Regions from separate parts of the Homo sapiens genome. Here regions 2 and 3 are each linked to region 1. The links are chromatin loops, found by intact Hi-C in ENCODE. Cell type or tissue: dorsolateral prefrontal cortex. All regions are shown on one strand.

The links. Peaks named below come from ENCODE experiments on the same cell type or tissue, not always from the same donor. Only the 100,000 strongest peaks of a DNase experiment are listed, where the experiment ranks them.
Region 2: it touches region 1 in a loop (2.2-fold over the local background); 2 of 110 quality-filtered maps call a loop at or near these places.
Region 3: it touches region 1 in a loop (4-fold over the local background); 16 of 110 quality-filtered maps call a loop at or near these places.

What each region holds. Positions count from the first base shown.
Region 1 is chr10:25,223,168-25,231,167 of GRCh38, forward strand. The region is part of intron 2 of GPR158 (G protein-coupled receptor 158); the gene reads left to right. Among named protein-coding and RNA genes, the nearest start is that of GPR158-AS1, 51 kb to the left of the region's middle. In dorsolateral prefrontal cortex, a CTCF peak has its summit at 4,123 (motif pointing left); a DNase peak (open chromatin) is centred at 4,096.
Region 2 is chr10:25,169,830-25,177,829 of GRCh38, forward strand. It overlaps GPR158 (G protein-coupled receptor 158), which reads left to right and starts at 5,172. Exons shown (of 11, transcript NM_020752.3): 1 at 5,172-6,493. The coding sequence starts at 5,592. GPR158-AS1 (GPR158 antisense RNA 1) reads right to left here and starts at 6,447. Exons shown (of 2, transcript NR_027333.2): 1 at 5,847-6,447. In dorsolateral prefrontal cortex, CTCF peaks have their summits at 4,805 and 5,007; DNase peaks (open chromatin) are centred at 4,842, 6,052 and 6,822; H3K4me3 peaks cover 3,914 bases; H3K27ac peaks cover 2,973 bases; H3K27me3 peaks cover 1,241 bases.
Region 3 is chr10:25,021,929-25,029,928 of GRCh38, forward strand. THNSL1 (threonine synthase like 1) reads left to right here. Exons shown (of 3, transcript NM_024838.5): 3 at 1,248-4,736. The coding sequence starts at 1,296. The coding sequence ends at 3,527. It also overlaps a transcript of ENKUR not described here. Among named protein-coding and RNA genes, the nearest start is that of THNSL1, 9.3 kb to the left of the region's middle. In dorsolateral prefrontal cortex, a CTCF peak has its summit at 4,763 (motif pointing right); no DNase peak of the experiment used is centred here; H3K4me3 peaks cover 1,007 bases; H3K27ac peaks cover 2,881 bases.

The DNA of each region.
Region 1 (8,000 bases):
ATTCCTACTGAAAAAAGTGGAAAAAATATTCTACAATTTCATTTGAAAATATTGTAGAAAGAGGCTGAGTGATCAAAAAGTAATATCAAAACAATGGATCTACAGAGTGTATGTTCAACTTGCACTCTGTCATTCTCGCCCCCTTTCATTGCCCAGGTACTGGAGTTGGGAAGAAAGAATCTTTGTGTCGTGGGCTATGCTCAGGAGGCCCTCATGGGGTAGTCTTCCCTGCACAGGTCTGTCCTGGAACTCTTCACACATTGTATTGGGCTTCTCTAAGGTCGTATAGTTTGTGCTGGTCACTCTAGGTACCTGCAACAGTTTTGGACCACATCCTCAGTGTAGTTACTGGGAATAGTCTTTCAATTCCTTTCCCATAGGGATGTGAGTTAGAGATTAGAAGCTGGCTTCTCTGGAGGTTTTTACTGCTTGGGAAAACAGAAAGAAACATGTCTCACTTGTGGCATTTTTCATGTGTTCTGGCTCTACTTTATTCTTTGTAACAACCCCTCTGTTACCATCCCAAGGATCGCTGTGTAAACTGGCTTATTTTGGGAAGCACTTAACATCCACATTTGTAGGATGTAGGGTCCTGTCTTTATGAATGTCCACATCATTAGAAATAAAGACACTCATCTTGGTTTACAGTGGGTTTTATCTTGCTAATATTTAACATTCTTCTCCAGTAAACAATAGAGAAAGTTACAAATTTCAAAGTTATAAATGAGGCAAACTTTTCACTGTAAAAATTTTTCTAGCGATGTTGGAAAACTTTCCAGCCTCTAGGGTATGTACAACCAAAATATCAGGTCTGATGTTGGAAACAGATAAGTGATATGGAACCAATGACAAAAGCCTCAGGAGCATTTTAGAAAGGCATGGAATGGTTTGTGAAGAAAATAATCTCTCAGTGAGTTTAGGTCTTCACAAGGTCTAGGAGGCCACTAAGCATTTTTTGAAGGACATGTCTTAGTAACTAATCTAGATTACTGTAAAATAGATTTGGTCAGTTTTCACATCCTCTCCTACAGAATGGTTTAAACATAAAATTAATTCATATTAATTTTTGTTTTAAATATTTTCTTTTGCTTGTTTGAAGTGTAAAAAAACCATTGTTTGAAGTAGGAAATATTAGGAGAGTATCCTGGAAACTTTTTGGTTATATTCCATTAGTAAATACCTTTTAAACATCAGTCCAAGGTATATATATATTTTAAATTTAGAGTGTATATACATCTTTTGTTATATTTTTATGTTAAGTATATTATAAATCAGAAAATTTTACAAGATTGAGATGAAGATGAAATAATATTTTAATATAAATTATATTACTTTGTTAAAAGAATTATATATTTATAGCAATATAATTGATTCATAATTCTATAAAATTTTTAGTGAGACTGTTATGATTATGTCACAATTTTTGAAAATCTTAGTTTAATACTTAGTAATGCAGTGATTCAGAGGTCTCTAAGTTCACTTTATTTTTATGCTTAGTTTTAATATCTGTCATGGTTGAAAAAGATTCCTCACAAGGAGAAATCAGTCCAAATTGAAGTAATAAATTGTCAACTATGTTTGCTACCAATTTTTGCAGAGGTTTTCTTTACAGAGATACAGCTGGCAATTCTGCATCTTACTTGATGTCAATTGGTCCTCGCAAACTAATTCGAAACCTGGTCATTTTAATATTTTAAAGGAATCGGTTAAAAACCCACTGAATCTCTTCATGTTAAATATATTAAAGCAGACTAGGACATTTTATTTCCAAGTTTAAACTGTAGAGGTGTGTGAATACTTATAGATTTTGGCAACAAAAACCACTTAACACTGAAAACATTTTCAAATATCCATTTTCAAAATGCTCACTTGAAAAGACTTTCTCATGGATTGTTAAAATGGCTTTGAAGGAATGGTTTTTGTTGTTGTTGTTTTTTAAATACCTGTTTCATAGACACTATTGATAACCAACCACTTGCCATCCCAGAACAGATCAGCAGATTTGGAACATTTGCCTTTTTTTTTTTTTTTGTATAAAGCAATGTATAACCCATCTTTAAGCTCAGAAGTGAGCAGTTCATTTTGAAATAATCAGAGAATCTTTATGGGGGAAGATTTTCTGGGTCACACAGCATCTCATGAAGAATCATAAATACTTTATACTTTAAAACAATACACTCTGAAAATGCATCTAAATGGCCAAATATAAAGGCAATAAATGGAAAATTGAAGCAAATGAAGGAACCCAGTGACCAGTGTCAATGTTAATGTTTTTCTGTCTTGAAACTCCCAGTTTTCCTTCAGGATGTCTCAAGTGCATTCTCAGATGTGTGATCATGTAAAGTATAGATTGAGTGAGGGCATTAACATTAATCCAAGTCCTACATAAAACAAGGCTTAACAGCTTATGTTTCTTTTATTAAAAAGTTAAATGTAAACAGAAGTTCTAGTATTTTCTTTTTGCATGCCAATTAAAGTCGTGTTTATTCTGCTTTGGAGACCACTTTTTGAAGATACCAGATTCACTGGAGTGGTTGTGTTATCACTCCAGTCATTGGTCTTATATTGCTCTAAGACAGTTTCCCATATCTCCTCTTTTCTATGGAATGTATTGGGTGAAAATCTATTTGTAATTCTTTACTACTACATTAGATGTAGTTTAATGAATCTCTAAAGATAAATTTTAAAGAAGGCTAAAAAGGTAAGAAAACATATCATTTGGTATATGAGAAGAGGAATAGAATGCAAAGATTCAAAGAAAGCAGAAAAACCCTCTTACATACCAAATGTAACTTACTCATTTGACTACAGTGGGTTTAGAGTACTTTTCTAGAGATCTTTCATTTAGTTTAACTTTTCATTTACTGAATCACTTAGAAATAGCTATGTGTCAGTTCCATCTTGTGGCTGCTATCTCACCATTGCTCTTCTTTTCTCCAGAAAGTTTCTGTTTAACAAATACTATTGTTCACCTATCTCTAGAGCCATGCTGTCTAGTATGATAGCCACTAGCCACATGTTGCTTCTGAAGTTTAAACCAATTAAACAAAATCAAGAAAGGAAGTTTCTGTCCTCACTAACCTGATTTCAAGCATTTAATAGCCCATGTAACTAGTGGCTACCATGTTGAAAAGTGCAGTGGACTGCTCTGCCGTAGGATATAGTCTAGCTTATAGTGTAGTCAAGCCACACAGGCTTTTTAAAACTTTCAAATCCCTGAGTTTCCTTGTACACTTGTCAGTAACATTGCCTTAAAATTCACTGAGGGACATTTAAGAACAAACTTAAAATGAGTTTTGGCTTATGCAATCTTCTTATGATTTGTATTAGTGCAATTGAAACTAAGTAATGAGAATGTTGCAAACTATTTTTAATGCCATTATTTCACACTGGAAACTGTAATAGTCTCACAGTAAGTGAGGAGTAAACACTGGTAATCACTGTGGATATTTACATTTTAGTTGTATTTGTAGCACAACTTTTCTTTTCTCCTATTACTAGTGTGAAATGTGGTTATTTAATATAAAGTCACACTCTTCTTTTGGAATGTAGGACAATGATCAGGTGTTCATTTGTACCTAGAAACAGTACCTGACACTGTTGAATTAATGGAGATAATTTGCTGTTGTTAGATGGCCTCCCTCTAATGCATGGCCATCGCTTTTGACCAATTGCCTAAAATAAAATTAAACAAAATGTTTTTTGTAGTAGTTGCCTTTCAGGTATTTGAAGACTGCTGTTAGCTACCTTCTAAGTCTTCTTTCCTCTGTTTCAGTCACCCATCCCTGCTTTACCAGGCTTAGCCAAAGGAGGCCATATCACCACTGTATGGATGCTTATTTGTTTTTGGAGTTCTAAAGCCTATCTCATTTGATTTTGTTACAGTCTTTCTTTTTAAAATTAATAGAAACCGATGGTATTTTTTTGAGTTTTCCACTATGCTCTCGAGGGTTATTTGGAATAGAGATTCTCGAATTGTTTCAAAGCTAGGGTTAGAAATCACTGTGCTAAAACCACTGAGCTGGGGAGCCTAATAAGTCAGTTAAGGACAAGCTGGCTGTTTTAGATGTTCCCAGCAACTGAGCCAAGCGTTCACCAGTGGCTATCGCCATCTTGTGGTTGGGGGAAAGAGAGAGAGAAAATCTGTAGTAGGAAATTAAGTGACATTAAACTATTTCTTTGTTGTCTAGACATCTCTTTTACTATTAAAATACAATACATCTTTCCCTGCGTACAGTTTCAAGCTATTTGTGTGTTGTATTCTGGTTAAATACTAAACCACTGTTTCCATCACTGTCTCATGCAACCCAGTTCTGACTTTAGTCTATTCACATATAATTAGGTGTACTAGGCCTCTCTCTTTGAGGACAGTTTACAAGTTTGCTAAACTATTATTCTTAGTAATTTTTCTTCTTATTATTATGGTTAATAAGGTATAGGCTATTTTTTCCATGGGATACCTTTTATAACATTATTTCAAATTCATTATTTTAGGTCCTAGGGATACAGTGGTGAATAAGACAGAGGAAATTTATAATTTAAAAGATATCATTGCATTCTAGAGGGAACCAGAGAACTTAGAAATATACCAATTGACTTTAACTTTTTTATGTACTAAATTTTCTAGGTGATATGTACTAAAATATCGTATATTAATTTCTGAGACACAAGACTAGTCATAAAAGAGAAGTCTTCACACATATTTAAGAAGTGCAGGAATTTATTTATTGGATTGGCAAGCAGTAAAAAAGAATTGTGCTCAATGTTGGTGAGGATATTCTAATGTGATATTGGTAGGAATGCAAATGTTTATAAATTTTTTGACAATATGGTAAAAATGTGTCATCATTAAAAATGCATACTTCTTTGTTCTACCTGTTTTTTCTCTACTTCTACTTTAAATAATTTAAGCCTGGGGAACATAGCGAGACCCTGTCGCTACAAAAAATTTTAAAAAATTAGCAAGGCTTAGTGGCACATGCCTGTAGTTCCAGCTACTCAGGAGGCTGAGGCAGGAAGATCTTTTGAGCCCAGAAGTTCGAGGCTGCAGTGAGTTATGATTGTGCCCCTGCACTTCAGCCTGGGCAATAGAGTGAGACCTCATTTCTAAAAAAAATAATTTAAGAAAACATTAGAAAATTCTAAAATATATAAATATAATTCTAAAATATAATTCATAAATATATATGTACTAGACTACTTATCACAGTATTACATATAGTAGCAAAAATTTAGAAACAAATGCATAATAAAGAATTGGGTAAGTGACTTACAATGTATCCAAATAATATTATACCATTGTGCTCCTTAAAATGAATACTGTTCATTCCTTGATGTAGAATGATGTTCATTATATATTTTAAAGAAAATAAACAGGTTCTCCAGTATGGTTTAAGGATTAGTAAGCACTTGGGGATATAGAGAAAAGTGATGATTGTAAGAAAGGCTTTCTGGCATGTATGGAGTAGATGAGTAGAGGCTTGGTAAGAAGCAGCCAATGTTTTTTTCCCCCTGAATGTGAGCCCCTTTAGTTTTGAGAAGTGAAATTTATTACTGTGGAAATGTGTACAAGATGATTTGTAGGCCGGGCGTGGTGGCTCACGCCTGTAATCCCAGCACTTTGGGAGGCCAAGGCAGACGGATCACGAGGTCAGGAGATGGAAACCATCCTGGCTAACACGGTGAAACCCCGTCTCTACTAAAAAAAAATACAAAAAATTATTCGGTTGTGGTGGCAGGTGCCTAAAATCCCAGCTACTCGGGAGGCTGAGGTAGCAGAATGGTATGAACCCCGGAGGCGGGGTTTACAGTGAGCTGAGATCGTGCCACTGCACTCCAGCCTGGGTGACAGAGCGAGACTCAATGTCAAAAAAAAAAAAAAAAAGATGATTTGTATAAGCTAGCTCGCAGTTTGTAAGAGGAGGGTAGATTAAAGGCAAGAGGGCATATGCAACCTCAAAAGAAAAATCTGTCTATCTTATAAATGTTGGTGGTGTCTCTATCTAGAACTTGTATGGAGCTGGGAAGAAGACGATGGAGAAAGACAATTTGAAGAACCTTGAGCATACCTGTGAGGAGGTGGCAGATTCATCGCTATATTTAGGGACTCCCTTTTCCTTTGTGGATCATAGGGAGGATTACTAACGCAAATAACCCCAAAATTGAAGGTTACAGTAGGAAGTGGATGGATTCACAGTAAAGACTGGATAAATTTTACTTTTTCTGTTGTTTCCACTCAATAGATTTTTATCAAAATCTAAAAATCTTCTTATTAATTTTAACACTAACGATGGCTGCAACTACTTGGTAGTGCTTGGTTTGGGTCAAGAATTGGTCTTTGTGCTTTATATGCATTTCTTTAATCTTTAAAGCCTCTATTTTACTGATGAGAAAGCTAGGCCAAGACAGGTTAAATAACTTATTTATAATCATACAAATAGTATTTGGTAAAACTGGGATTAGAATCCAGATTTATCTGATTCTAGGCCTATTTTTGTTTTACTACAATCATATCCTTCTTATTTTCTAGGAAACATGTAACCAGATGAATTCATTTAGGATTAGACATGAGGATGTATGGGGTATTTTAGATTACAAACTACATTTAACCTTGGAAATTGGGTAGGAGAGATGATGGGATATTATCCTGTACCAGGTGTCACTTTAGACATGGTGCTTTGGCATTTCATAAAGTAATTGCTGTGAAAATCCAGCATCCTTCTCAGTAGGAGAGGAATTGAAGTTCCCATAGGCCCTGGATTTGTTTAAGTCTAAGGCTATATATTAGGAAGTGATTGAATGGACTGATATGAACTTTCAGTGAAGGTTATGGTCGTTTGTTATAGGGCTTTATGTGGGGCTTTGTGCTTGCCAGAATGTTCATCTATTCTTTGAATAATGATATAGAAGACACATAGTTAAGAATAACAAATTCATTCAAAGTTAAAATCAGTGACTAAAAAGATATTGCGGGGTAGAGAAATGGACAACTGCATCACAATGAAAGTTAATCAGAACAAAGATAAGATCCTGAATGTGAATCAAAATTCCTATCTTTCTGATCATAGGAAGAATGATGTGGTTTGGTTTGATCACATGTGAATGATATTTGGGAGGATAATTGAAAGTTGAAAATAAGTCAACAGTATGGTGTGGCTGCAGAACCATAGCAAAAGCCAACATAGTCTGAGGTTGTTCTCTATATCTGGAGAGGCTTATATTTCAACTGTATTCAGAACTTAGCAGAAAATACCTAAAATGGTATGACAGTTTTCAGTTCTCATACATTAAAATGTGTGTAGATAAAGTGGAAACACTCCAGAAGAGAAAATTTGTATTACGAAGGACTTTGAAACCTTACTTTTTGAAGAATCAAAGAAATTGAGAATGTTTTTCCAGGAAATAGAAGACTCGTGGGTGATGTGATAACTGTCTTCAAATATCAAAATAGCTATTATATGGATATTTTTACTTTTTCTCAAGGAATACAGGGGCTAGTCTGTGACTTACTGGTAAAACAACAGGAACTGCAGAAGGCTCTGTTTACCTCAATGTAACTGGAACTTTTTAATAATCAGATTTTTTTAAAAATGAAAAAGGCACATTTTAAAATAGTAGATTATAAATTTGAATGTCACGGTTATTCAGTCACACCTTGCAGGGATGACCACCTGGAGAGGATGTTGTAGACTTTGGTATTTTCAACAGTGAAAGGTACCACATGACAATTTTGTGGAGCTCGTTAAAACTGCATGCGATATTGGCTATATGTTTGGACTAGATACCTCTAAATTTTTCTGTAGTGTTAAGATTTTATACCTAGTATACTCTAAAGGGAACCACTAAAAGATGTTTCCATCCGAAAGAATACTCTCATTGTCCTTGTACTGGTAATACTTTAAATTCTCACTTTATATGTGCTTGTGCTTGCCAAAGGTGAGATTTTCTGATTTTTCTCTGTGATAATGATAAAGCAAACTATTATTCAGCATTGCCACGTT
Region 2 (8,000 bases), 53 kb before region 1:
AAAGCATGGTACAGGGCAGTGGTTCTCAAAGTGTGATCCCTGGGCCAGCAGTATTAGCATCACTGGAAATGTGTTAAGAATGTGGATTCTCAGGCCCTATTCCAGACTACTGAATCAGCAATTTTGGGAGCAGGGGCACTAATCTGTGTGCTGACTAAACGTCTCCAGGTGAATCCAATATATAAACATTTGCGAGTCACTGGTCTAATTATTGTGAGCATGACATCTGGAGCCAGATGGGTGAATTAGGGCAATTTATTTTTTGGGCTGTTTGATTCCCATCTGTAAAGTGGAAACAGTACCAAACTTACAGTGTTATAATAAAGATTAAGTGAGCTAAAGTATGTAAAATCCTTAGCATAATGCCTGGCCACTATAAGTGCTATATAAATATAATATTAATAATACTTTTTACTGGTTTTATTTTTTCACAGGCTATGTTTCACAATTGCTAGTAAGCCTTTGTGTTTACCAAAACAAAACAAAACAAAAAACAAAAACGACGAAACGACTTTTCTCCTAATATCTTAGAGTTATTTTCCTTGGCTCAAGGCAGTATTTCTCAGCATGTGTTCCACGGATCATTTGTATCAGAATCACCTGAGAATGCAGATGCTAAAGTCTCACCCAGATCAAAAATTTGAATTCTTTGGCGATACTTCTGCATCCTGAAATTTCAAAACCATTACTCTTGGATAACAAAGACTATAATCTTCATTTTGCAAATGAGCACATGAGACACAGGGATAACATATACTTAGAGAAAGCCAGTCTCAGTCGACTCAGGAATAAGAACTGGATTTCTGATTTTGTGTTATATTAAAAAACTATATTGTCTGTAGTTTTATTTACATTATCAGAAATTTGACCAGAGTTGTGCTACTTTGTTTACTGAGATCCATTATTATTTAATCTAAAAATAACCTTTACCTTATAAATCTGGGAGGACAAGAACAATGAGTTCCTGGTAAATATGCATAGACTATGATTCACACTTAGCTGTAATTATTCCAGTTGTGGACTACGTATCTGAACAGAACTCCTATTTTCTAGATTTAGAGAAAGGGCTCAGGGAGGTTGAAAAAAATTGTCAAGAGTCACATGATTAGAAAATGGTAGAACCAGTTAGAGCTGAGTCTCTCAATGGCCAATCCAGTGCCCTTTCACCACATCCTGTAGTCTTAATCCTTGCTTATTTAAATGATTTAAAGCTGTATTTAAATATTTTTTAAAACTCAACCTATACTGCTCACATAAAATATGATTTCAGTAGTTTGTGACCTTTATTTTATTTAAAGATATGTTAATGTCACATCTTCCTCTTTATAATAGTGATAAATCAATCATATAAAGACAACTAATAACCCATATGCCCATTACATACTGCTTTTTCATCAGTGCAAATTTGGTTGTTCTAAAGCAATTAGATTGACTTTTCAGGCTGTGTTGAAAAACTCCTTGGGCTTTTCCACCCATGGTCATAGGTCATGTACCCATAGTTCTATTAAAATACAATAAAGCTCCTACACAGTATATATGTTCATTTAGACAACTTAGCTCTTAATTTTGAGGCATGCATAGGGATATTTATCTCTATCTACAAAGCATGCTTATATAATTGGGGGAGGGAGATAATCATCCCCGCCCCACTTCCTGTCTTATCTTATAAAATGATTTTCCTTTGTGTCGATTGTTTGTTCTATTCTTATTACATATGACCGTTAGCATATTGCATTTATTTTTTTCCACTTGCCTTTCCTGCTAAGGAGAGAATATTTGTATTCTTAGTGCTTCCATTCACTACTCCCTCTACTTAAGGTAAGTTTCTTCCCATCTTACACTTACCTGGTTCACTACTACTTACTACCTAGGCAGTTACTCCTCATTCTTGGGGTTTCAGCTCAATTGTCACCTCCTCATAGTCTTTCTTTCCTTTATCTCTTTATATATGTTCTCTGCTCCTGTACCTTGCACCCTTTATCACTTCACAGTGTTTATTTCTTCGTGGTACTTATCACAACATGCTATTGTCTTATTTATTTGTTTGCATTTTTATCTCTAGCTCTCTCTCTCTACCCACTTGGCTGTAAGAGCCACGTAGACAGAAGATGTGCCTATTTCGTCCCAGTACCAAGCACAATGCCTGATACATAGTAGAGGCTCAATGAACATTGGTTGAATGAATGAATATGTCTTATGCAAGATGGTGTAGAATTTTGTTGTCTGCTTTGAGGAGTGTGTGTGTGTCTGTGAGTGTGTGTGTCAAACCTTGATCCCTTAAAAGAATCTCTTTTGGATTATTCTCTTTACTGATAGACACTAACATAGACATAGGATTATCTACCTACTCAGTTACCTTGATTCCAGACCTATTAAATGGACCAGAACTCCTAGAGCATTTGGAACTTTGTGCCTTATCTTGCATGGACCTAGATTTCTTAGCACTCTGGACCGCAATGGACTGTCTTCTAGAGCTTGTACTCTAGGGTAGCCTCTGGCCACGGGTGGCTAGTCAGCACTTGAAATGTGGCTAGTGTGAAGTGCCTTGTGCTGTGAGTGTAAAATACAAATCAGATTTTGAAGACTTAGTGTAAAAAGTGTAAAATATATCATTAATACTTTTACATTGTTTACTTATTGAAATGATAAAAATTTGGATATATTGGGTTACATAAAATTTACTATTAAAATTAATTTCAGTCTTTTTCTTTTTACTATCTTAATATGCTATTTGAACATTTGAAATTATTTATAAGGATCCTACTTCTGGTTCACATTGTATTTCTATTGGGCAGTGCTGTTCTAGATCCAACTAGCTCATCCCAGCTGTTTGGCAATGTAGGTTGAAGGGGATCCATTGAAGGGAATACTATAATTGCAAGAGTCTCTCATATTCTGCATCTTTCTCATTAGATATGCACTTGGGAAAGGATTGGTGCCCTGGGAGACTAGCTCAGGTGCCTCCCCCGTACAACCTCAATGTGAAATCCCGAGGCCCACACACAGTTTGTGTCCCAAGACACAGAAATTTTAAATGTCTTGCCAGTGGTCATATATCTTCCTTTAAAATAAAGCTAGAACCAGAATCCAGGTCTTTTGATTGTGCTTAGTTCATTTGATTACTTACAGAAGGATCTACGAATACAATTATGTCTTCTTTTAAGTTAGATACTAGAGGATTTTAAAGAATTGTTAATAAGTTATATAGGTTTTCTAAAAGGATCAATGAATGAGGAAATTATACTTCGGACTTTAGATGGTTAAGTAAATGGAATACCATAGTTTATACTTTGATACATTAAATAAGCAGAAACTCTTTCTGTTATTATTGCCACCCATACTGTGGCAGAGCACTAAACCGGGATGACCTTTACTTAGCATAGGAGCATACATTGCAAAGAAAAATTTAAACAAAAAGTCGGAAATGAACATGAAATCTACTTGTAAGTAAATATAAATCTAATAACCACTCTTTGCATAACTATAAAAACTCATTTGGAGACCAACCACTGCGGTTTGAAAAACTGGTTGCTGTGTCTTCTTCCAAAAACCCTCATCACTGGTGTGTCAGGCAGACTTCTCTTCTTGGGTGAGGAGATTGATTTTTAAGTTAGCTTCATCATCATGATCTTCCCATTCATTCACTAATTTAGCAACTATTTAGCCAGAGCCTACTATGTGCCAGGTAGTGTTCTGGGTGCTCAAGGTACCTCAGTGACCAATGCAGACAAAGATTTTTGCTCTTTTGGAGCTTACATTCCAGTCCTTAAGTATTTTCTCAATAGGAAGGATGACATGAAATAGTACAGTGAATCTAAGCAGTGCCTGCTTAGAATGCCATGAGGGACATTTTTGTTAGTTGGGAATTAAAGTAAGTTGGATATTTTCTATTTGTGTCTTTCTTGGGGAATTTGAAAATAGAGGTGCATATGGAAAGTGGAGCTAGCTGTGCAAAACACTACTTTTCTGGTACCAGTCTACTTTTGGAGTGTCAGAAGACACTTAAATTCTCTAATAAGCGTCAAAACATCAATTAGATTGTGTTAAGAAATTTACCAATAATTTGGGGGACTTGGCATACTTGCTCAGTTCTTCTTTCTTCTGCTGGGATATCCCAACCTTTAGCTAAATAGAAGTCTTAGTTCTTATCTCTCAATTCCAGGAACTCCCAGTCAGGATGATTTCCCTTCTCACTCAACACAGGCTCCTTCTCATTCTCCCAGAGCTCATGAGTCCTCCCCCTTGCTCTCTCCCTTACACATCTTTACTTGCATACATTTTTACACGTTCCCCTCCATTCTGGCCCCCAAGCAGAGATTCCTTAAATATGACTTTTTTTTCTCTCCTTAAAGCACAGCTGGTAGATTTCTCCATTACTCCCTCAGCTAAGATGAGCCTAGACAAGTATGTTTTAATCATTTCTTTAACTGACAACAAGAAAGATGATTTGATAATTTGCCTAAAATGAGCAGATGCTCAGGAGGACACGTCTCCATCCTATGTCCCTTCTGTCTAATTTCACCTAGAAATGAAAACTACTCCCTTCTCCCTCTTTTCCAGGCAAAAGGCTGATTTAACTAAGCATGCAAGACGCCAACACCCTCCCCCTCAGTACGTCCAAGTTTCCTTCGCTCTGAGCCACCGAATCTCTGCTTCTCCCCCCTCTGCCGCCCACCCTACGCCACCCACGCAGGTTTCCGAGTCATCCGGAACGCGAGTGGGTGCGAGGACTCGGCAGGCTGCCTCCCGCGCCCCCGCCGCCCGCGGGCCGCCTCGGGTTCAGCACTGGACAGCTCCCTCCCCGGCCCCACAAATGGCAGTCGGCTGATTGACAGAGGAGCCGACCAAACAGGGAACAAGACGACTTGCAGCCGCCCTACAAGGGTTTGGTTGCGGCCAAGCTGCCTCTTTAAACTGGCTTTCCTCCCCCGAGGAGGGAGCAGGGAGAGAGGGTGGAGTGTGGTTTGCGGCCAAACCTAAAGGCTGCAATTAACCAGCCGCCCGGCCTTCGCTACTCCGGACAGACGAACGTCTTAAAGGACGTCTTCGCTCCTCGGGAGTCGCGGCTGCGCTCGCGGTGCGGGTCTGGGCGCGCGCCCCGCGCCTCCGGGCGAAGCGGTCGAGGAGGAGCCAGTGCCGGGAGGCGGGAACGACCTGCGGCGGGTGAGACTATGGAGCAGCGTCTTCGGCGGCCGCGGCGGCAGCAGCAGCAGCAGCTTCTGAACGCGCCTCAATGAGAGCGGCGGTGGCGGCAGCCGGGCCGAGAGACGGACTCGGGCTGACTCCAGCCGCTGGGAGCGCGAGGCCATGTAACCCGCTCGGCTCCAGGCTGCGAGGTGCGTAATCCCCAGCCGGCCCCTCGCGCAGCGGGCACGGCCAGCGCTGCCACAGGTGACTTGATTTCTGCGACGGTAGCTTAGCCACCCGGGGCCAATCTCGAAACATTCTTATTTTCAAGTCCTTTGGACTGGGTGCCATCTGGAGAAGGGGGAAGACTCCTCGAAAAAGTCTGACTGTTGAGAAACTGACGATCCAAATTTAAAAAGTGATTCCCCCCCCTCCCGTTCCCTCCTCTTCTCTCTGGGAGGCAGATGGGAGCCATGGCTTACCCCTTACTCCTCTGCCTCCTGCTTGCTCAGCTGGGATTGGGAGCTGTTGGCGCCAGCCGCGACCCCCAAGGACGGCCGGATTCCCCTCGAGAGAGGACCCCGAAGGGGAAGCCGCACGCCCAGCAGCCGGGTCGAGCCTCTGCCTCGGACTCCTCGGCTCCCTGGAGCCGCTCCACCGATGGCACCATCTTGGCGCAGAAACTCGCCGAGGAGGTGCCCATGGACGTGGCCTCTTACCTCTACACCGGGGACTCCCACCAGCTGAAGCGAGCCAACTGCTCCGGCCGCTACGAGTTGGCGGGCCTGCCGGGGAAGTGGCCAGCCCTGGCCAGCGCGCACCCCTCCTTGCACCGGGCGCTGGACACACTGACACACGCCACCAACTTCCTCAACGTGATGCTGCAGAGCAATAAGTCGCGGGAGCAGAACTTGCAGGACGACCTGGATTGGTACCAGGCGCTGGTGTGGAGCCTTCTGGAGGGCGAGCCCAGCATCTCCCGGGCGGCCATCACCTTCAGCACCGATTCGCTGTCCGCACCGGCCCCACAGGTCTTCCTCCAGGCCACGCGCGAGGAGAGCCGCATCCTGCTCCAAGACCTGTCCTCCTCCGCACCCCACCTGGCCAACGCCACTCTGGAGACCGAGTGGTTCCACGGCCTCCGGCGCAAGTGGAGGCCCCACTTACACCGCCGCGGCCCCAATCAGGGGCCCCGGGGCCTGGGCCACAGCTGGCGGCGCAAGGACGGGCTCGGCGGGGACAAGAGCCACTTCAAGTGGTCTCCGCCTTATCTGGAGTGCGAGAACGGGAGTTACAAGCCCGGGTGGCTGGTTACTCTTTCCTCTGCCATCTACGGGTTGCAGCCTAACCTGGTCCCGGAATTCAGGTAGGGAGGGCCGGGGGGCAGGGGGGAAGGCAAAAGCGAAGCTTTCCTTCCGGTCTTGTGGGTGGGTGCACGTGTGAGGAAGGAACCCTTGGCTGTGACGCGAACGCTTCTCACCCTCAGAGTAGAGACCCGGGCTGAGGGACACCCCACGCGGGCGCGGGTGCTTGGGGGCAAGAAGCGCCCCACGCCCGTCAGCTTCCGGCGCTCGGCGAAAGCCATTCATTCTCTCGGACCAGTTTCCCCGCACTGGGCGAGGGACAGGCAGCCCTTGGCAGGACGGAGACACCCCCGCTGCTCTGTGCTTCCCTCCAATTGTCCGGAGAGCAGGGAGGGGCGTTCCCCACCGGGGGGCGATGCGACAACTTGGCGAGCGCCGGGTGTGTCCGCGGAGTGGCAAGCCTCAGATGAGAGGCGAAAAGGGAGCAGGAGGAACAGAGAGTTCCTTGTTTCTGCCACTTTGGGGTAGCCTCTGCCTGCTTCCTACGTGTGCAGTTGGGGGCACCGGTCTGTTGTTAGTCAGAGCTTATAATTAAAACTGTGCCATCTCCTCGCAGTTCCGGCCCCTCAGCAGTGAGTCAGTCCCAGCAGCTAGCTGTCTCTGGGATCCAGACTTTGCAGCTTGGTCAGGGTGCTCCTTCTACCGGTCTCCCCTCTCCCCGCAATTGATCTTTCCTTCCTCGGTGGCCTTTTCCTCCTCTTCCCTGTCTTAGGCATACTTAAGGGTTCTCCAGCCCTTCACACACTCACATGATTTATAAAAGGACCTAGTTATATTCGGGAGGGAGGCATCAGTTGTGACTGAATTCACTCAAGGAGGCTGGAGGAAACTTAAGGGAGTCTGTACTTCCTGTCTCAAACTATAGCATTTGAGGGAAGCAGAGAATTTGCAAATTAACAGGTTTTAACTTCTGCCTGGGAAGTGCCTGACCTTTGAGGCGGGGAATTTCTAGAAGCAACCTTTAAGAGTAGATGTGAGGAAGGAACTGAAAGAGTAGTTACACCAAAGAGGGCTTAGGAGAGGGCCCAAGATGAACTGAGATCTTCCCTTAGTCCCATGAGGGAAGGCTCTGGAAAGAGGGTCTTGGGGGCTGAGGTTGCTTTTGTACTTTTTGGGAACCTGGGCAGGACTGAGAAACCTTTGTGTGTGGATTATTTATTATTTTTTAAATACCCTGTCACAGCAAGGTCAGGATGCTGACCTGCTGAAAGATGCCAGATCAAGTACTGGGTGGGCAAGTGGGAAAGGTCAGAAGGCTTGTTTGTCTTGGTACTGCCATTTACTGCTGAATGACCTCAACCAAGTTGCTTAACCTCTCTGGGCCTCAGCTACTTATCTGTCCAGTGAGGGAGTTGAACTAGACAGTCTCTAGGGAGCCATCCAGTTATCAAGTTTTGTAGCTTTTAATGTTGGCAACACTTGCAAAGGCATAAAGGATAATAAACCCCTTTGTCTGATTCTGTATGACCATATTAAGTGCATGTGTGTGTGTCTTTGCCTGTGTTTCTA
Region 3 (8,000 bases), 200 kb before region 1:
GCTTAAAATCATTTAAATGTTTAATTACAGAACAGAGTTTAAGTAGCATAGAAAGTCAGTATTACATGATTAAAAGTTTTCAGAACATATTTTAACATATGATCTAGTATTTAATATGGTTTAGTTGCATATTGCTTCTACCAGAGAACACGTGATAAGCCCCACTATGTGTCTGTGACATTACTTCAGGCAATTTACATGAACATTGCACAGGTATTATACTGCATTTTACGTAACTAAAAACTTGACTTGTCTGGCATACATTTTTGTTTTAATGGTGAGTATATTTCCAAAGACAAGGACTTGGTCAATATGGGAAATTATAGAGCTTCTTTGGATGCCAGAATAATTGTTGTCTCTCATCATTGGAAACATTCCTGAGGTTCTTGGCTGTGGCCCTGGGGTCTGGAAATTGAGTTAAATCTCTCCACTGATGATTATAGGGTTAGAAACAAAAGTGATGGTTCTGTGCAGATAAGGTTATATGTAGCCTTTGACCTCATTGCTGATTATTAATTTTTCTTAACTATTTGTATAATATACCTTTCACCTTGGCTCTTTTTAAAGCCTTCAATATGAATAATATGTAACAATGATTCTTAATATGCGTGTAAAAGGCACATAAGAAAGAAAATGTCATACCTTTGTCCTGTAGTTTGGAAAACTAAGCATTTTATAAGCAAATATGTTCTTTTATTCTGGTTTCCTGTTATGACTTCTATAAGAAATTTATGAGTAATATAGTCTGTCACAATGTTCATATAACTGAAGAGAAATTAAATATAAAGAATATTGTTCAACTTTTGTGAATTGCAAGTAGATAGCACTCCAACTCCAAATCATCTTTATATGTGATATAAACTGATAAACCATGAAATAATTTTCATTAAAAGATCTCAATATGAAAAGAAATAGTAATTTGATTTAGTGTATATATACTTTTAAAAGCATCTACAATCTGGCACTTTGTGAATACAAGTTTCTGTTTTTTATAGTTACAAATTTTGTCAAAGTTTTGATTTTTCAGTGTCTTGAGATTTTAAAAGATATCATTAAAAGGATAATATGCAATATATAAGAATTTGGGTTGGAATACTTTTTTTAATTCCATAAGTTTGGAAGATTTTTAAACAGTTTATGTACCATGGGCATGGTTATATTCAGTCCTATTGGGATTTTAACAATCTACTGTAATTAGTAACCAAATTATCTTTTGTTGTTTTTTGTTTGTTTTGTGTTTTGAAAAGGGCTAAAGCCAATTTTTAGGTTGGCTTGGGCAGAAAAGTGAAAAGAGAATGCTCCACTTTAACCGATGTCATCATCTGAAAAAGATAACACAGAAATGTTTTTCTAGTATACATGTTAAAACGGATAAACATGCACAGCGATTTCTTTCAAGAACCTTTGCACTTGCGGAATTGAGGAAGTCATGGTATTCAACCCACTCTCTTGTTGGAGACAAAAATATTATCCTGATGGGACCTCCTGGTGCTGGGAAAACAACAGTAGGCAGAATAATAGGTCAGAAACTAGGTTGTTGTGTCATAGATGTGGATGATGATATCCTTGAAAAAACCTGGAATATGAGTGTGTCTGAAAAATTACAGGATGTTGGTAATGAGCAATTTTTAGAAGAGGAAGGAAAAGCTGTGTTAAACTTCTCTGCATCTGGAAGTGTGATTTCCCTTACTGGGTCCAATCCAATGCATGATGCTAGCATGTGGCATCTGAAGAAAAATGGAATAATTGTATACCTGGATGTACCTCTACTAGATCTAATTTGTCGTCTAAAATTAATGAAGACAGATAGGATTGTAGGTCAGAATTCTGGAACATCTATGAAAGACTTACTTAAATTTAGAAGACAGTATTATAAGAAGTGGTATGATGCTCGTGTTTTCTGTGAAAGTGGGGCTTCCCCAGAGGAGGTAGCTGACAAAGTGCTGAATGCAATTAAAAGATACCAAGATGTGGACTCGGAAACATTCATTTCAACAAGACACGTTTGGCCTGAAGACTGTGAACAGAAGGTTTCAGCAAAATTCTTTAGTGAAGCTGTAATTGAGGGGTTGGCTTCTGATGGTGGCCTCTTTGTTCCTGCAAAGGAGTTTCCAAAATTAAGCTGCGGGGAGTGGAAAAGCCTAGTAGGAGCAACCTACGTAGAAAGAGCACAGATACTGTTGGAAAGATGTATCCATCCTGCAGACATACCTGCTGCCAGGTTGGGAGAAATGATTGAAACTGCTTATGGGGAAAACTTTGCCTGCTCAAAAATTGCTCCTGTCAGGCACCTTTCAGGCAACCAGTTCATCCTGGAGTTGTTTCATGGACCAACAGGATCATTTAAAGATTTGTCTTTACAGCTTATGCCTCATATTTTTGCACACTGTATCCCACCAAGTTGCAATTATATGATACTTGTAGCTACTTCAGGAGACACAGGGAGTGCAGTCTTAAATGGTTTTAGTCGTCTAAATAAGAATGATAAGCAAAGGATAGCTGTGGTTGCATTTTTTCCTGAGAATGGAGTAAGTGATTTTCAAAAAGCACAAATAATTGGCAGTCAGAGAGAAAATGGATGGGCAGTGGGTGTTGAGTCAGATTTTGATTTTTGCCAGACAGCTATAAAAAGAATTTTTAATGATTCTGATTTTACTGGCTTTCTTACTGTGGAATATGGAACAATCTTAAGTTCGGCTAACTCCATAAACTGGGGCCGACTACTTCCGCAGGTAGTTTATCATGCTTCCGCATATCTTGATCTTGTTAGTCAAGGATTTATTTCTTTTGGAAGCCCAGTCGATGTCTGTATTCCCACAGGAAACTTTGGTAACATTTTAGCAGCAGTGTATGCCAAAATGATGGGAATCCCGATTCGAAAATTTATCTGTGCCTCTAATCAGAACCATGTTTTGACTGATTTTATAAAAACAGGACATTATGATCTAAGGGAAAGAAAACTAGCACAAACCTTTTCACCGTCAATAGATATTCTCAAATCTTCAAACCTAGAACGACATTTACACTTGATGGCTAATAAAGATGGACAGCTAATGACAGAATTATTTAATCGATTAGAAAGTCAGCATCATTTCCAGATAGAAAAGGCTCTAGTTGAGAAACTTCAGCAGGATTTTGTAGCTGACTGGTGCTCTGAGGGAGAGTGCCTAGCAGCTATTAACTCCACCTATAATACTTCAGGGTATATTTTGGATCCACACACTGCTGTTGCAAAAGTGGTTGCAGATAGGGTGCAAGACAAAACTTGCCCTGTGATTATCTCATCTACAGCCCATTACTCAAAGTTTGCACCTGCTATCATGCAGGCTTTAAAGATTAAAGAAATCAATGAGACTTCATCAAGTCAGCTCTATTTGCTGGGTTCATACAATGCATTACCTCCACTGCATGAGGCTTTATTAGAGAGAACAAAACAGCAAGAGAAGATGGAGTACCAGGTCTGTGCAGCTGATATGAATGTCTTGAAGAGTCATGTGGAACAACTTGTCCAAAATCAATTCATATGAAAGCTTTCAGAGTAAATTTTTTTTTCTAGCTATAAGCATGCAATAATAAATCTCAAACACTGATTTGGAGTACAGTAGCATTTTGTCTTTTATGTAAATATCTCTATATCTGTTTGGAATTTCAAAAGTCTGATCTCTAGGGCTGACATGAGAACTCCATGTCACCTCCTCAGATCTTTAATCTGGAAGTGACAAAAGGTAACACAGTGCACGGACCTTTGAGCTATCATACTTTTGCCTTCTGCTCATGAGGGGTGTATCAATTTCCACTCCCACACCCTCACTGTTATGTGGACCAAAATGTCTGGTATACTATTTGGCGATTAAAATATTTAAGCCCAGTTTTCAGGTACTACATCTGTAACTAGTGAATACTCTGTTGATTAGAAAGTTAATTTACCACTCAAAATGGCTAACTTGAATGGAGGAAGTAGTAAACTCTTCTATTAGGATTTGGGCCAGTGTTTTTTGTTTGTTTTTTGGTGCAGTTTCAGCTCACTGCAACCTCCGCCTCCCAGGTTCAAGTGATTCTCCTGCCTCAGCCTCCCAGGTAGCTGGGATTACAGGCATGCAACACCACACATGGCTAATTTTTTTATTTTTAATAGAGATGAGGTTTCGCCATGTTTTCCAGGCTGATCTTGAACCTCTGACCTCAGGTGATCCATCCACCTCGGCCTCCCAAAGTGCTAGGATTACAGGCGTGAGCCTCTGCACCTGGCTAGGGCCAGTGTTTTTAACCCTCCTCAAATTCCATTTTGGACTACAACTAATGTGTATCTCACACTGTCCAAATTAAAGATGTACTCTGTCCTTCACTCTCCTTTGGATGTGTACGGTTAGGGTGACGATGTTTGAAAATCAACACATAACTGAAATCCAGGATGAAACAGTAAGCAGAACTACTTAGAAGTGAATACAGAAATGATCTATTTCAAGAGGAAGGTTTTCCAAAATTAAGAGTACTTGAGTAGTCTCAATAGGAGTGTATTTGTAGACAGCAGTTTCCCTATATTATTTGGAGTCAATTCTTACGTAATTTGTTGTTTATTTCTTCAGTGAACATTGTCTTTTTCTGGCAGCTGAAACTGCACACAACTGATACACATATTTAATTTGTATTCCTTTGTAGTAATACATTTTAACCATGATTTATGTTTGTGAATTTACTGGATGTTTTCTTTCTGAATTAAAGATTGTCAAGACCAATTAGTGTAATGGACTACTGTCAACCACAAGATGGCATTCCTAACATAATTTGTCTTTGATAACATTCAGTTTCATTTTCTGGGAGAACAACCTCCATAAAGAAATATATTGAAAGTTGTAATGAAAACATTTTAATAGTTTAATAAGCAAGAGAAATTTGTTTTAATTTTTTTAAAATTAAACCAATTATATATTAACACCAGATCTCTGGCTTAGCTTCTAAAAAGGAGGTTCTAAAACCAAAAATTGAAAATCAGGAGCAGTTATAGGAAAAAAATGGAAGATTCAAAGTTACGTTTGTTCATGTATGTCTTTATTATTTTATCATTTACTTTTAAGGATATTTCAGTAGATGATATATTTAGAAACTGCCTCTAAATATTCACTATACATAAGAATGCATTATTTTGCTTGGCATGGTGGCTCACACCTGTAATCCCAGCACTTTGGGAGGCTGAGGCAGGCGGATCACCTGAAGTCAGGAGTTCGAGACCAGCCTGACCAACATGGAGAAACCCTGTCTCTACTAAAAATGCAAAAAAATAGCCGGGCGTGGTGGCAGGCACCTGTAGTCCCAGCTAGTCGGGAGGCTGAGGCAGGAGAATGGCATGAACCCGGGAGGCGGAGTTTGCAGTGAGCCGAAATCGCGCCACTGCCACTCCAGCCTGGGTGACAGAGCAAGACTCCCGTCTCAAAAAAAAAAAAAAAAAAAAAAAAAAAAAACTAGCCAGGCATGGTGGCGCATGCCTGTAGTCCCAGCTACTTGGGAGGCTGAGGCTGGAGAATCACTTGAACCTGGGAGATGCAGGTTGCGGTTGAGCAGAGATTGCGCCGTTGCACTCCAGCCTGGGCAACAAGAGCAAAACTCCGTCTCCAAAAAAAAAAAAAAAGCATTATTTTTCTGAAAGTGAGAGGAACAGTGTTTTAAAAGACATGATTTCTGGCTGGGCGCAGTGGCTCATGCCTGTAATCCCAGCACTTTGGGAGGCCGAGGAGGGTGGATCACCTGAGGCCAGGAGTTCAAGATCAGCCTGGTGAAACCCCATCTCTACAAAAAATACAAAAAATTAGCTGGATATGGTGGTGCACACCTGTAGTCCCAGCTACCCATGAGGCAGAGGTTGCAGTGAGCTGAGATCACACCATGCACTCCAGCCTAGGGAACAGAGCAAGACTCTGTCTCAAAAAAATAAATAAAAATAAAAAAGACATGATTTCTGCCTTCAAGAACTGTAGTTAACGAGACAACGCAAAAATTCAGTCGTACAAGCAAAAGAGTTATTGCAAGATGGTGTGTCAATAAGTGAAAAATGAGTGATAACAGCTAAGTAGCTAAAGTGCTGTAAGATTTAAGAGGAAAGGATTACTATGGGATAGTCAGAAAAGGTCTCACAAAGGACATAGAATCTAAGATGAATCTTGAAGGATGGGAAGATTTTCTAGGTGAAAAGGAAGGGGGAAAACATTCTAGCAGAGGCAGGAGAAACAGGGAAGATGAAATGCCCAAGGGTTCATGTGTATTTATTTGTGGACAGCACATTTTCTTACTGGCCAAAATAGTTATTTCATGTCTTCACTTTTTCTCAAAACCAACTCTGGCCCTTCACTCTCAGCTAATAACTTTGCTTCATTCTAGAGGAACAAGTGACCATACATAACACACCTCAGGCTTCCCATCATCAAGTGTATATGTTTGCTGCATCCATTTCTGTCCCTTTCCCCGCCCCTTTGATTGAATTGGGTGGCATTCCTTCTCTTTTTAAAGGCCAGTCTCTTTAGATGTGCCTTGGATCCTATTCCCTTCAACCTACTTAAATGGTGTGTGTCATCAGGTACCTTCCTCTTGTTTCTTCAACTTCTCCCCTTCTGTGTAACCTTTCTTCTTATGGTATTTAGAGTCTTTCTGTACTTTAGCATAAGAACAAAATCTCTGTGAACATCCACCTTTTTCCCATCTGTGCTTCTTTATTCTCCAATCAAGATAAAGCTCTTCACAGAGTTATCTACATACATGGTCTCCACTTTCCTGCCTGTCTTTTTCTCCAGAGTGTAAAATATATGTACAGTTTAAGGATAAGCATTAAATACCTAAGTATTCACCACCTCACCCAATGGAACACAACTCACCTTTGGTTCTTCTTTGATTGATTAGATTCGCTTTCTTCCTCCAGCTGTAACTACATCATACATTTTCTGTTATTCATTCCCTTTCTCATAGTTCTGCATTGTTTAGTTCTGACTCTTTGAATTTTATATAAATGGAGTCATACTTTATGTGTTATCCCATGACCTATTTCTTTTGCTCAGAGACTTCCAAATTCATCCATTCAGATGAATGAAGCCACAATTCATTGAATTGTATTACTAAATAGTATTCTATTGTATGAACACCACCATCCACTTACCCACTACTGGACATTTGTCTAATTTTTATCTCTTCTTGTATCCAATAGATATACTGTTTTTTAAAATTTATGTTGAAGGTTAGTGACTGTAAACTTCTTAACATTTGTGACTCTTCTTAATAGCATGTAAAACCATTTTTTATGTCAACATTAAAAATCTATGAGTTTATGAAATGAAAATTGATTAATTTTCAGGCTATGGTTATAATTTCTAGCTTTCACTGAAATTAATTTAAATAGCCTAAATGTAGGGAATTTGTAAGATATTTGAGAAAAATGAGATTTTTAAGTTACATATTTATGGAAATTATAAAATGTTTTCATCAAAATAGAGTTTAGAAGACAATAAATTGTTTTGTATGAAGTTTTAGTTAGATTTTAATAGCAATTCACTTTCAAAAATAATCATGGATGGCAAATATTGTTTCAATCCATTAAATCGTTTATAAACCTTTTGTAATTCAGACTACGTAATGTTAGTTAAAAAAAAAATCATGAAGTAACTGTTTTCAAATCCATGGAAACATAATACTGTTTTTGTCCCTATCCAGGAAAATGAATACAATCTACGTATGAAAAAGTAGTTTGTGTAGGCCTCATCTGTGCACTCCAGCCACTCAAATCTTCAACTTTTTATCATTTTGAAACTTTTGCTTTCAAAACAAACAGTCTCCTTCAAAAACAAATATGCTTTTCTGACTCAAAAAAGCCAAGCCAAGAAAGTTGCCAATGTCATGGAAAAGGGACATGTCAAGTGCAAGCAACTAAATCACCATAACTGATATCTGGCAATACTTTGATCAGCTGGCAATATTTTGATCATAGTCCTACATCAGAAGTTGGGATTGCCTTGTAGAAG